Regions from separate parts of the Homo sapiens genome. Here all the other regions are linked to region 3. Evidence: chromatin contacts called from ENCODE Hi-C or POLR2A ChIA-PET data. All regions are on one chromosome and are shown on one strand. Each heading gives the region's core, a stretch centred on a gene start or an enhancer-like site at or near the end of the contact. The rest is flanking DNA. Distances are from core to core; before and after follow the strand shown.

Region 1 (4,405 bases), core at 1,041-3,540, 910 kb after region 3:
AATAGTTCTTTTTTTAAAAGACATCATGTTATAACTAATAATTGTAACAGTGTTTTGAGAGTTTATAACATATATGTAAACATAAACATAATGTTATATTAGAAAATAATGCCACAAAAGTTGGGAAGAGGGAATTGAATTATAGGGGTAGAATTTATATATTTCATTGGAATTAATTTAGTATAAACTTGAAGTATAGTCTGTTAAGATGTATGAGGAAAACCCTATAGTAACCACTAAGGAAATAACTCAAAGTATGTAGTGAAAAAGTCATTAAATAAATCAAAATGTTACACTGGAAAATATGCAATGCAAAAGAAAGCAGTAAAGGAGCAACAGAGGAACAAAAAAGGCATTTAGAAACATTTGGAAAACAAAAAGCAAAATGATAAGTCCAACTTTATCAATAATAACATTAAATGTAGATGGATGAAACAATCCAATTTAAAAAACAAACAAACAGGGATTGTCAGAATGGACAAAAAACCCTGATTCATGGTGCTGGACACAGGGGCTTATGCCTGTAATCCTAGCACTCTGGAAGGCTAAGGTGGGAGGCTTCCTTGACACCTAGAGTTTGAGACCGGCAACACTGGCAACACAGTGTCACCCCATCTCTACAAAAACGTTTAAAAATTATCCAGGTGTGGTGGCTTGTGCCTGTGCTCCCAGCTACTCAGTAGATTGAGGGAAGAGGATCACTTGAACCCAGGAGGTCAAGGCTGCAGTGTGCCATGATTGTGCCACCGCACTCCAGCCTGGGTGACAAAGTGAGATCCTATCTCAAAAGAAAGAAAGAAAGAAAATGAAGGTACACCAAACTTATGGGACGCAGTGAAAGCAAAGCTCAAACAGAAATTTATAGCAGCAAATGTTCACATTCTGAAGAAAGATCTCAAAATCATCACCCTAATCTTTGACCTTAAACGAGGAAAAGAAGAGCAAAGTCAACTTAAAGTAAGAAGAAAGAAGGAAATCATGATGAGAGTGGAATTTAGTGAAATACAGAATATAAAAATAATAGAAAATCAATAAAACCAAAAGTTGGTTCTTGGAAAAGATCAATGAAATTGATAAACCTTTAGTAAGATTGACCAAAAAAAGTGACATCTCAAGTTACTAGAATTAGAAATGAAATAGGAGATGTTATCACCAACTTTATTGAAATAAAAAAGATTATAAAAGAGTATCACAAACAACTGTATGCTAATAAATTAATCAGATGAAATAGATAAATATCTGGAAAAACACAAACTACCAAAACTGATTCAACAAGAAATAGAAAATCTGAACAGACCTATAAAAAGTAAAGAGTAATCAGAATTGCCCACTAGACAAACATCAGATCCAGATAGCTTCACAGGTAATTTACCAAAATTTAAATAATAGTTAATACCAATTCTTCATAACCACTTCAAAAAAAAAGAAGTGTTTCTATAAGGCTACCATTATCCTGATACCAAAATCAGACAGACAGTAGAAGGAAAGAAGAAAACTGCAGACTAATATCTCTTATAAATATAGACACAAAAGTCTTCAAGAAAATACTAGCAAACTGTCTTAGTCCATTTGTGCTGCTATAAACAAAATACTTGAGACTGGGTAATTTATAAAGAACAGGAATTTATTTCTCACATTCTGGAAGCTAGAAGTCCAAAATAAAGGTCCCTGCAGGTTAGGTGTCTGGGGAGGGCCTGGTCTCTCTGCTTCCAAAATGGTGCCTCGTTGCTGCATCCTCCAAAGGAGGGCAACGTTGTGTCCTCACATGGAGGGAGGGCCAAAGGACAAAAAGGGGCCTTAACTCATTCCCTCCAGCCCTTTCATAAGGCACTGATCTATTCATGAGGGCTCCATCCTCATGATCAATTTCCAAAACGTCCCGCCACTTAATACCACCACAATAGAGATTAAATTTCAAAATGAAATTTGAAGCATGTAGCTGGGACCACAGGCATGCACCACCACAAATGACTGCTTTAAAAAAAAAATTGTAGAGACAGGGTCTCACTTTGTTGGCCAGACTAGACTCAAGAGATCCTCCAGCCTTGGCCTCCCAAAGTGCTGGGATTGCAGGCATGAGTCACCACAACTGGCCCAAATTATAGACTTAAAAATAGTCAAAATGGTGAATTTTATGTTATTTAAATTTTACAATTAAAAAAAGGGATAATGGCAGATAGCAATAGCACTGTGCACTAACAACATGCCGTCACGACAAAAGAAACCCACATGCGCCATGTGACTGAGGAACTAGACTACAGGGCTATGAGCTAAAACATCAGAATACTGAAAGTTTAAGAAGGAGCTTACAGGAAGAGCTTCTTTTTCCAATACAAAGAAAATTACTTGAAAAAGAGGAAAAGAAAGAAACTTACTTCTTACACATACAAATAAATCTAAAAGGAAGAGAAAATGAAATGTTCTTTCACAGAAAGAGTGAATTCCCTCCCGACCAGAAGAAAGGGCATCCTCCCCCTTACCTCTTCCTGGGCTGATGGCTGTCAGGAGGGGTTTATGGTCACTCATTTTCTCCTGCCTCTGCTTTTGAGAGGCTAGTTCCTGTTCCTTTTTTGCTAGCAGCTTGCCAGATGGGTAGAAGAGGCCAACAGTCTGTGTTCCTATGTCCCTCTTAGTCCCAACATCAGATCTGGGCAAAGGAATATTCAGGGACTGCCAGGCACATCGGGGCCATGCGTGAGGCAGAAGACATTTTTAAAATTAGAATATAATTTAATCAATCTTGCATTTTACTTATAGAAAACAACTCTAATCAGAATAAAAAGTATCTCAAGAAAAGTGTACTTGGAACTAATAGGGTTTTCCAGCCTTTGCCTCATCTTCCTTGCTCCTGTCTTTCTCAGCAACTTCCAGCCTGATCCAGGATTAGCCATTTATTATCTAAAAGTCAGCAAATCAAGGGGTGTTTGCCGGCCTGCTTGATGCCTGGAAGATATCTATCCTTTTCAGCTCTGTAATCCAATAGAGCATAGACTTCACTACTAATCCACACTCAGCCACTGGTCACCAACATTTTCTCTAACATACTTTCCTGCATCTAAACCTGGGGACCTGAGAGGACTACCATGAAAGGTTGTGCGTTGCACAACGTCACTGCATTCAAAGTAGTACCATTCATATGGTGAACATCATATATTTGCATATGTATTAGGGTAATTTTTCTAGTAGAGAAACCAGTATATTACAAGCAATTTCCAATAGATGGCAGTCAAGTGTCTTGAGAAAAGAACACCTTTGTTTCATTTGCACAAAGGAATAAGGGCTAGTGGCAGTTTAGGATTTAAATCTTTCAAACTGGGTTAAGAAAGCCATGAACGGCTGGGCATGGTGGCTCATGCCTGTAATCTCAGCACTTTGGGAGGCCACGGTGGGTGGATCACGAGGTAAGGAGTTCGAGATCAGCCCGACCAACATGGTGAAACCCCATCTCTACTAAAAATACAAAAATTAGCCGGGCATGGTGGCACGGGCCTGTAATCCTAGCTACTCAGGAGACTGAGGCAGAAGAATTGCTTGAACCTGGGAGGCAGAGGTTGCAGTGAGCCAAAATTGCACCATTGCACTCCAGCCTGAGCAACACAGCGAGACTCTGTCTCAAAAAAAAAAGGTCATGAACTCCCTAAAACTGCATACAAAGTGCTGAGTGTATCCTCTAATAATGATCAATCTTTAACTTCTTATAATAAAGAGATAAGAAGAAACATGGAAAGTCTTTATCCAGCTTAGAGAAATGTATAAAATTATAAAAATCTAACACAAAGCCAGTTGTTAGAGCTTAAGTACTTCTGAAAATAACCTGGTGAGATTTGTCCTCAAACTATGCCCAGCTGTTATAAATTACAAAAGCAATCTTATATACCCTAAGCTTTCTAAAATATAAAAAAGGGGAAGGAAAAGTTCTCAGAATGCTACATAAGAAATTCAAGAGAAGTGCATTCTGTCTCATGTATTTTAAAGCCACTAAAGTGGCATTATGTCTACGGCCTTGCAAATGCAATTAAAATCTAAATTGACTGCATTTATTTACACACCTAGTTGAAATTCCATGTGAAAGTTCTAAAAGTTTTGGGTCTCTTCCCCGGGTTGATTCACAGGGTGGAGCACACACATTCAGAGTTACAGCCTCTTCCTGGGTACCAGTTCTTACTACAGGGGAGGCCTCACCTCAGAAAAAGGGCGAGGTTCCTCAGCAGCTAGAGCCAGGCTTCTGTCCAAGCTAAGTTTCACTAGGGACTTCACACAAATACCACAGGAGCCACAGAATCGGGCAGACAGGTGATTGCTGGCCCCACATTTAGGGCAAACAGAACAGCCAGCAGGAATGCCGAGCTAGAGGATAGAAAATATCTTGATGAATATTAGAGTTATAATTTCCTCATGTAAATTA
Region 2 (4,287 bases), core at 1,644-4,143, 990 kb after region 3:
GGAAATAATAAAATATAACTCTGAAATTTTAATGTAAACTTTCAAACTTGAAAAAAAAAGCTAATGGTCAGGTGCAGTGGTTCACACCTATAATCCCAACACTTTGGGAGGCTGAGGTGGACAGATCATTTGAGGTCAGGAGTTCGAGACCAGCCTGCCCAAATGCTGAAACCCCGTCTCTGCTAAAAATACAAAAAAAATTAGCCAGGCGTGATGGCGCATGCCTGTAATCCCAGCTACTTGGGAGGCTGACACAGGAGAATCACTTGAACCCAGGAGGCAGAGGTTGCAGTGAGCCAACATCACGCCACAGCACTCTGGCCTGGGCAACAGAGCGAGACTCCATCTCAAAAAAAAAAGCAAAAAAACTCTTGCAACATTCTAAAATTCACATTTATTCATTCTTTCCAAAAAGGGGATTCCTGAGACAAGTCATAGGCATACCCAGAACAAAAGTAGCAATATGACATTTTTAAACATTAGGACCTCAAATAGATGCTGTAAAGTTTTATACCTATGCCTCAAGTATAGTACCCACAAATTCTGCCTGAAAATATTTGTAGACATATAGAAGGGAAAAATCAAGTTGGTGCAAAGTTGAAAATTAAATTTTACCATGCCCAGGTGCTTTCCTAATCCTTACTAGAATTTTCTATGGCTTACCCCATCCGGGAGGTGAGGGGCGCCTCTGCCCGGCCGCCCCTACTGGGAAGTGAGGAGCCCCTCTGTCCGGCCACCACCCCGTCTGGGAGGTGTACCCAACAGCTCATTGAGAACGGGCCATGATGACAATGGCAGTTTTGTGGAATAGAAAGGGGGGAAAGGTGGGGAAAAGATTGAGAAATCGGATGGTTGCCGTGTCTGTGTAGAAAGAGGTAGACATGGGAGACTTTTCATTTTGTTCTGTACTAAGAAAAATTCTTCTGCCTTGGGATCCTGTTGATCTGTGACCTTACCCCCAACCCTGTGCTCTCTGAAACATGTGCTGTGTCCACTCAGGGTTAAATGGATTAAGGGCGGTGCAAGATGTGCTTTGTTAAACAGATGCTTGAAGGCAGCATGCTCGTTAAGAGTCATCACCACTCCCTAATCTCAAGTACCCAGGGACGCAAACACTGCGGAAGGCCGCAGGGTCCTCTGCCTAGGAAAACCAGAGACCGTTGTTCACTTGTTTATCTGCTGACCTTCCCTCCACTATTGTCCTGTGACCCTGCCAAATCCCCCTCTGCGAGAAACACCCAAGAATGATCAATAAATAAATAAATAAATAAATAAATAAATAAATAAATAAAAATGACAAATTCACAGAATTGAAAAAAAAAAAAAAAAAAGAATTTTCTATGGCTTTTGGTTCACACCCTCCTCCCCAAGCTGCTTGCCTTATTCTTTCTTAGGTATATAGGCATCTTTGGTTCCTCCACTATGATATTCTTGTTCTCTACCACAAAAATGGTAATATCAAAACCCAACAAGATGAGGCTATTTAAAAACAAGTTTAAAACTTACTTGGGTCGGGCATGTTTTTAGCCAAACACTGGAAACCAGGTATCTATGATATGAGGGGGGAGAAAAAGCTATAATAAAGAGCTTAATTACAACTAATACTTTGCTAATAAGAAATGAGGCACCTGATATGATCGTTACCAATTCAGTATTAACTTGTGTTATGAAATGAAGTAGGTTAAGTGACCATCTTTTCGCATGAACTCCATCTGTAGTTCTGTATCTAGGCAGCTCTGCTGATCTCTATAGAGAGACCTATATCTGCATTTGTACACCCATATTTGCCTCTACAGGCCTGCATCTATAGAGAGGCATGAACAAATGTGTTCTAGACAGACTGACCTGGAGCCAAATAGACTGTGTTCCAGGGAGTAGGTAAAACGTGGCACAGGAACGTGATACAGAAATTTGGAGACAGCATACTCTCAGAAGCTCCAGCCCTGACCTTTGGGGTTGTAACTCTGACCAGGGTTTTCAGCCACAGCGCTGCAATCTATTCTGGAGACCCGCTCTAGAGGACAGCAACCCAGGGAGCCGACTTACCGCCTGGTTACAGAAGAGGGTTAAAAAATAAAAATCAAACGGCACAGGTCAGCCTACAGTAAGATGCCACTTTTATAAAGCTCACCAAGAAGCCAAATAGAACAGTCTGTTGTTTAAAAGGTATATTCATAGGTTGAAAAGTACTTCAATTTTAAAAAGAGAAGCAGATGAAAAAATTCAGGATGGCACGGGACTGAGATGGGTAGACATAAGGGTCGTTTGGAAGATGATGTATAGGCAATGTCCCAGGTTTTAGTTTGGTAATTCATTACATTATGCCTCATAATGTAGACGCATGTTACGTATATCCTTTGTATATATTAAGTATAGCATATTTAATTTTTTAAAAGCTGAAGCGGGAAGCAGTGAACATGTAAAATTATCTGGGAAGTCCCAAATCTGAACCAGCAGCAGATACGGGGGGCGGGGCTCAGGGGCTCAGCCTCGGTAGTTCAAAGGGGTTCCTTTAACTCTAAAGGCTGAGCCCTCAGAGAAGTCTTCCAGGCAGTTTTACCAGTCAAAATTCGACCACTAGCTCAGACTTTAAGAGAAGGCAGCGGGGGAGAGGCAGGAAAACACACAGGGCTTTGCTAGAGGGGATTAGACGCCTATTCAAACTTCAGCCCTCAGTCCTCTCCCGCCGTCCCTCCCTCCAGGCTGACTTCACGGAGCAGCGGCGTTGGGCGCTTACCTTCTCCAGCTCCTTTTTCACCCAGCCATACCAGCCGTGGGTGGTCACATCCCCGCCTCCGTTCCCGGGAACAATCACTGCCTTGCTAGGAGAAGCCATGAGTGCAGCGAGGCCAGAGTTCCCCAGCGCGGGTCCAGCGGAGCTGAGCCCAGCCTGCTCCCGCAGGGAGCCTGCGCCGCGGCATCCTGGGAGTTGTAGTTGCGGGGACCTGGGAGGCCGGGCTCTTTCCTCCTTGGCCTGCCTTCCGCTGGCTGCGTGGGGCAGCCAAGAACAAAGCCTGCGAGCTTCCATCAATTGTAAAGCAAAGCACCCTTTACTTGCCTCTTACTAGTGCTCTCATGTTTTTCCCTTATTTAAGACAGGCTATGACACGGTTGGGGTGTGTTATTTCTTTGCTAGATTTACTGATATTTCTATAGGAAAGTTTGTTTTTGGTTTCAAACATGCAGAAAACCCATTTATAACCTGGGAACGCCTGAAATCCATATTATTTTTCCTTCTGAGTTTAAAACAGTTTTTAGTAGTCAGTATCAGCCCTGGTTGTTGTTTTTCATTGCTTTGAATGAAATTTCCTTGCATAAAGCTACTAACCCAAGTAAAACAAGCAAAAATTTAATTAAATACCAAGAAAATACTTCGTCAGATTTTCATATTAAACCAGCTGATACTGAAATTGTTTAAAATAGTTTATAACCAATGCTTAGTCCCATATTCCTGGGAAGACAAACAAAGCTTCATGTACATTTGGTCACCGGGTGGGCCATTTAAACATTTTGTAAGGGGATTTCATTCAATTGTTATTTGAATTCCAATTTGTCATTCTGGTTGTATAAAAGCTTTCCCATGCAAGAGGGCTGATGTTATAACAGTAGATTATTATGCTACAGTGTATTTTCCCCCGGTAAAGAAAGCTTTTTATGGTTTGAATTTTCTGGAAACATTGGAGAAGACTGTCCTTGTCATCCACACTACAACAAAACTTCAGGACCTTGGGCTTTGGGTTCATGGTCTCGCAAATGAGAACGGTCCCTCCACACTTTTGGAACAGTGCACCCATTGGAACTTTTGAGGTAAAGCTACCCTGGGAAATTTCTCCCAAGAAGAAAATGGCATCCTTGATGTGAACAGCTTTTCCCAAGTTCACAGATTAAGACTTCTACTACCATGAAACTCTTATCTTTCAATATTTTTTGTCTTCCTTATGCCTCTACAAACAATAGAAGTGGAAAAGGGGTCTGTTATGTGCACTTATGGGGTATACTTTTATTTGTGAAGGAGTTTGCAGCCAGCCTTATACATGGATAAACTTAGACTTTGATAGATAAAAGATGAAGGCCCGAAGTAGGTAAGAAACTTTAATGGTACATGCATTGCTTCATAATCAGTCAAAAACAAAACATTGGTTCACTCCTCTAACCCACATCATGGGTTAAAGAAAACATTGCCAGTAGGCCTTCACTCTTCTAGAAAGGCATCATTTGTTAGGTCCTTTTACCATGGTTTGAAGTAAAAGAAGCAATGATTAGAAATGTATCCCTCATTGGCTGGGC
Region 3 (4,447 bases), core at 1-2,500:
GTCCAGTGAAGTGATGACTTGGTTTATAAAAGTGGACTGATGTCTATACCGATGTGGTTTTTACAGCTCCATAATTTAAACCTTTCATCAGAAGGAAGAGTGTTCAGGAAAACCAGTAAGAGCTCCTGTCTCAGGAGCTCAACAGGAATGGAGATGCCTGTGACGAGAGCCACTGTGGCACGGCGTCCACTGCCACCCAGCACCAGCCTGGCCGAGGAGAATGAGACACGGACCCTCCTCTAGAAGGCCGCAGTCCAGCAGGGGAGGCACGCCCAGGGCATCTCAGAGGAAGAAAGGGGCTTCCAGGAGGAGGCAGGACCGGTCCTGGGAACCGAGGAAGGAAAGGGACTTCCAGAAAGGAGAGAAGGAATGAGCAAAGGGGAGGTCCCAGAAACTGCAGGAGGGGTCAGGAGACGAAGAGAAGAGAGGTTGGCCCAGGGTTCCTCCAACGGTGGGGCCATGTGGCAACCTGAACTTTATCCGGAGCCAGGTGACTGCTGTTTCTGCCTGGACCGTTAGATTGCCTGGTTTATATCTGTCTCCCCACTGGGCTGTGAGCCGCTGAGGGCACGACACAGGCAGGAGCCTGACGCGAGCCCCATCTGGAGGGGTGAGCTCTCACCTCAGTCCTTAGGACCCCAGACACCTTTAGGTGTAAGGTTTTTTTTTTGTTTTTGTTTTTGTTTTTGTTTTGTCTTAAAAAAAAAAAAAAGGAAACTCATTACATACTGTCTTACACAAACTAAACCACTAGATGGTGCTAAGTGACTTTAATGAGAAATGAGACATGGGCGGTTCCCACTTTGCAATTTTAAAAAGTGACTTTCTTTACTTCCCTGTCACAGAAACTCTCAGTCCATGCAATTTAGGGAACTAGAATTACCTGTCCTTTCCTCTCCACCTGTCCGAAGTGCTTCCTCCGGGGCTCTTACGGGTATATGTGCACTTATTTGAAGGAGAGGCTTCCAGCTTCCAGCTCCAAGCCCAGGCACTATTCTCCCATCGTCCGCCCAGCGTCTCCCAGACTGAGCCCGCAGAGCCACGTGGAGGGCTTAAACAAGGCGCACCGGCCCGCCCCAGAGCTCCTGGGTCAGTGGTCTGGGGTGCCTGTGAATCTGCATTTCTGACAAGTTCCCAGGTGGTGCCCCCGCTGCTGGGACGGGGACCTCACCCTGACGACCCCTGCTGTGGAGAGTTCGGGAAGCTTCGGACGCCCTAACCATAGGCGGAACCCGCTGCCACGGCCCTGGTGCTAGCAGACGCTCTCTCTCGGCCCGCCCTCCACCGAGTTCCGGCCACAGAGCGGGCCCTGCCCGGCGGTGTGCGGCCACATCTTCCTTCAGCTCTAGCTTAGCTGCTACATTGGGAAGCCACTAAAACCTTTAAAACCAGCAAAAACCCAGCCACAAACATTTGAAATGAGGCCCAAGCCTGGGACACAGGGGGACCAGGTGGAACATTCGCCCACTCCCTGGGACCCGCCCTTACCCTGTGGTTCTCAGTGTGGCTCCTGGACCAGCCGCAGCACCATCACAGGGACACCTAGACATGCAGCATCCCGGGCCACACCCCAGACCCACTGAGTCAGGAGCTCCCGGGCGCACCCAGCCACGTCTGGGTTTTCATCAGAGCTAAGGAGGCAGAATTTTGGCCCCCGTGACCTTTTCCCCTTGGTGCTACACCCTTGAATATGTTACATGGCAAAAAGGGACTTTGCAGATATAATTAAAGTTCTTAATCAGTTACCCTTTTTTAAGGAAAGGAGTTTATTCAAGATTATCCCCTAAAAACAGAAGTCAGAGAAACGTGTAAGTCCAAGTCATTGAGATGAGACGCAGGAAGAGGGTTCAGAGTTCGCTGCCGGCTCCGAACGTGGAGGGGCCTGAAGCCAAGGAGCCTGGGCAGCCCTGACAGCCACTCCTGGCCAGCAGCCGGCAAAGAAACAGGGTCCTCACTCCTGCCAAGAACTTGAATGAGACTGGAAGCAAATTCTCCCCTAACAGCCTCTGGACAAGGGCCCAGGCTGGCCAACATCTTTCTTTCTACCTTTTGAGACCCAGAGCAGAGAAACCGATAGGACCCACCCAGACTTCCCACCTACACAACTGCGATGACACGGGTGCTGGTGGTGACTCATCAAGGCAGCAACAGAAAATGGACACAGCCGTGTTTCATCAGCTACATGCTATAGCTTGTTACTGAGTGAGTATAAGCACATCTGTCATTTTATTTAAAATGATTCAGTAATATTTTGATAACTGTTTTAATATAATTAGTTTCTTTTTTTTTTTTTTTGGAAACGGGGTCTCATTCTGTTGCCCAGGCTGGAGTGCAGTGGCTCAGTCTCAGCTCACTGCAGCCTCAACCTCTCCAGGCTCAGGCAGTCCTCCCATGTCAGCTTCCTAAGTAGCTGGAACCACAGGCACGCACCACCACGCCCAGCTAATTTTTGTATTTTTTGTAGAGGTGGGGTTTCGTCATGTGGCCCAGGCTGGTCTCAAATTCCTGGACTCGAGCAGTCCACTCACCTTGCCCTCCCAAAGTGCTGGCATTACAGGCGTGAGCCACCACACCCAGCCTGGTTTCCTTTAAATTATCTGTATTTTATTTTATGCCTTTACCATCATTTTTCTGAGAAGCGGTCTCCATCAGAATGCCACGGGTGGGAGTGGAGGAGGCAGCACAGAAGAGATGTTTGAGACCCTGCTTTAGAGACGAGGGCAGCAGGGAAAAGCCAGGAAGTCCTCCTGCAGCCACTCAGGACAGAAACAGGCGGCCAACCAGCGGTTTCATTTCATGTTCTCAGAAACCAGGTTAATCTGTTGTGAAATTTCTTATTTTGATATTCAACAAATACCTGTACATAAAGAGAGGAACATTCTTTTTGTCCTGGAACTGGAATTTGCCATCTAGGCTGGGCTCCTTCATCTTTCTCAGTATCTCTAGGGCAGTGGTTTTCAACTTTATCACCACCGCCCCAGGAAAAACCACATTTCTCATTGCGAGCCATACACATCAGATAGGTAGGTGTGTGTGTGTGTGTGTGTGTGTGTGTGTGTGTATTTCAACATATCCATATGGATATAGAGAGATAAAACAAGGGCTTCACAAAACAAATCCTCCCTTTCACTTGCTGTACACTCTGTTTTTCTTATTATATTTTAGTCTAGCATTTTGTTGACTTCCTTTTACATGCCAGTCAATTCTACTGAGTTCATTTTACATCCAAAAATGAGTTGTCACTAGCCATTTGGAAAACACTGGTCTCTAGGACCACGACTGGGCTTGTATCCACGTCCCTATTCACATACACAGCACACACACATACACATGACACACACACACCACACACACTTCACATACACATCCCACATATATCACACATACCATGTATATCACACACACACACCCCATGTACACAAACACATACAACCCTTATTCTATCCTGTCAGAGCCTCAGAAGAAACCACACAGGCCCCAGTCACCAGGATGAGGCACATGGTCCCTGAGCCAGGGTTTGTCTCACAAGAAGGAGGAGTTTTAAGTGCCTTACTTGGTTCCTCCTGCTGCGATCGTCAGTTCAGGGGACCACCACAGACCCGGGTTTGCTTTCCAGCAGCCCCTGAGAGCTGCTGCACTGTGAGTTTTGTGTGGTGCGTGCTGGGATGGGAATTAGGATGTGAACTCCAAGGTCCCAAAATGAAATCCTGAGCAGACATGGGGGCACTGGAAATCAATAAAAAGCGCTACATCTAGTTGTGGCTTCACATTTTTAGACAGAGTAACACATAACATCCAAATGGTCCAGGCTTTCTGAAGTGTCCGATTTTTACACGTTTTGCTCTCTTGTCCCCATGTGTACTTGTCAAACCAAATGTCAACTTACTTTTTGGTTTGGGAAATGTGGTTAGAGAGCCATACAAAGGTGCAGTATTTTAACCCAAGCGTCCCTGTGGAATGACCTGCTGTAGGGTAATGAGAAAGAGAGAGAACCGGAAGGAACAAAGAAGATGAGCCGGCAAGTAGCCAAGAAGGCACAGGCCACAGGACAGTTTGGGGCTTTTCTGTTTTGTTTTCAAATTAAGCTTCACCCAAAAGGGGTGGGGGTAGAAATGTGAGCTTTCCACCAACACGTTTCTAACTAGAAGCAAACACTGATACAACCACTCTTGCCGGGTTGTAATCAAATTCCGAAGGAGAACTGTTACCATGAGAAGGAAAACAGAAGCACAGATTTGAACAAGTGGAGGATAAAAATCCCTATGGTGTCCGTTTCTTCTTATTCTTACGAAGCTTGACCTGGGCAAAATGAATGCATGATGTAGACACTGGGGCAGCCTAAGCCTAAGACTCGGTGGGGAGGGCATGACTCGAAGGAGTCCCAAGGGGCACCTCTGAGGGGCCAGGAATGAGCGTGGCACCTGTGTCCCCCAGCTCAGGACTCTCC

What was found. A loop is a pair of places that touch in the nucleus more often than their neighbours do. ChIA-PET counts read pairs that join two places held with the same protein, here RNA polymerase II (POLR2A). Pooled maps may share reads with other maps.
Region 1: a pooled map shows a loop between it and region 3 (11-fold over the local background). The contact joins two enhancer-like sites. A Hi-C loop is called at or near these places in 2 of 37 single-sample maps with no recorded cell type and 10 of 50 pooled maps. POLR2A ChIA-PET finds 5 or more read pairs at or near these places in 1 of 52 experiments (activated naive CD4-positive, alpha-beta T cell).
Region 2: a loop to region 3 is called in a pooled map, with 4 times the contacts of the local background. The contact joins the promoter of RBBP9 here to the enhancer-like site in region 3. A Hi-C loop is called at or near these places in 2 of 37 single-sample maps with no recorded cell type and 13 of 50 pooled maps. POLR2A ChIA-PET finds 5 or more read pairs at or near these places in 4 of 52 experiments (AG04450, BJ, activated CD4-positive, alpha-beta T cell and 1 more).

What each region holds. Positions count from the first base shown.
Region 1 is chr20:18,410,166-18,414,570 of GRCh38, forward strand. DZANK1 (double zinc ribbon and ankyrin repeat domains 1) reads right to left here. Exons shown (of 21, transcript NM_001367614.1): 12 at 4,183-4,347; 13 at 2,481-2,688. Among named protein-coding and RNA genes, the nearest start is that of LINC00851, 33 kb to the left of the region's middle. RefSeq lists an enhancer at 2,417-2,466 and a silencer at 3,337-3,386. Within about 2 kb of position 2,291, at least 4 of the 41 ENCODE cell types and tissues checked have a DNase peak (open chromatin) inside an H3K27ac peak, as active enhancers do.
Region 2 is chr20:18,494,332-18,498,618 of GRCh38, forward strand. RBBP9 (RB binding protein 9, serine hydrolase) reads right to left here and starts at 2,894. Exons shown (of 5, transcript NM_006606.3): 1 at 2,738-2,894; 2 at 1,507-1,549. The coding sequence starts at 2,836. RefSeq lists enhancers at 2,447-2,496, 2,667-2,826, 2,679-3,243, 2,847-2,896, 2,997-3,056.
Region 3 is chr20:17,504,246-17,508,692 of GRCh38, forward strand. The region is part of intron 5 of BFSP1 (beaded filament structural protein 1); the gene reads right to left. Among named protein-coding and RNA genes, the nearest start is that of BFSP1, 25 kb to the right of the region's middle. RefSeq lists an enhancer at 267-790. Within about 2 kb of position 1,251, at least 19 of the 41 ENCODE cell types and tissues checked have a DNase peak (open chromatin) inside an H3K27ac peak, as active enhancers do.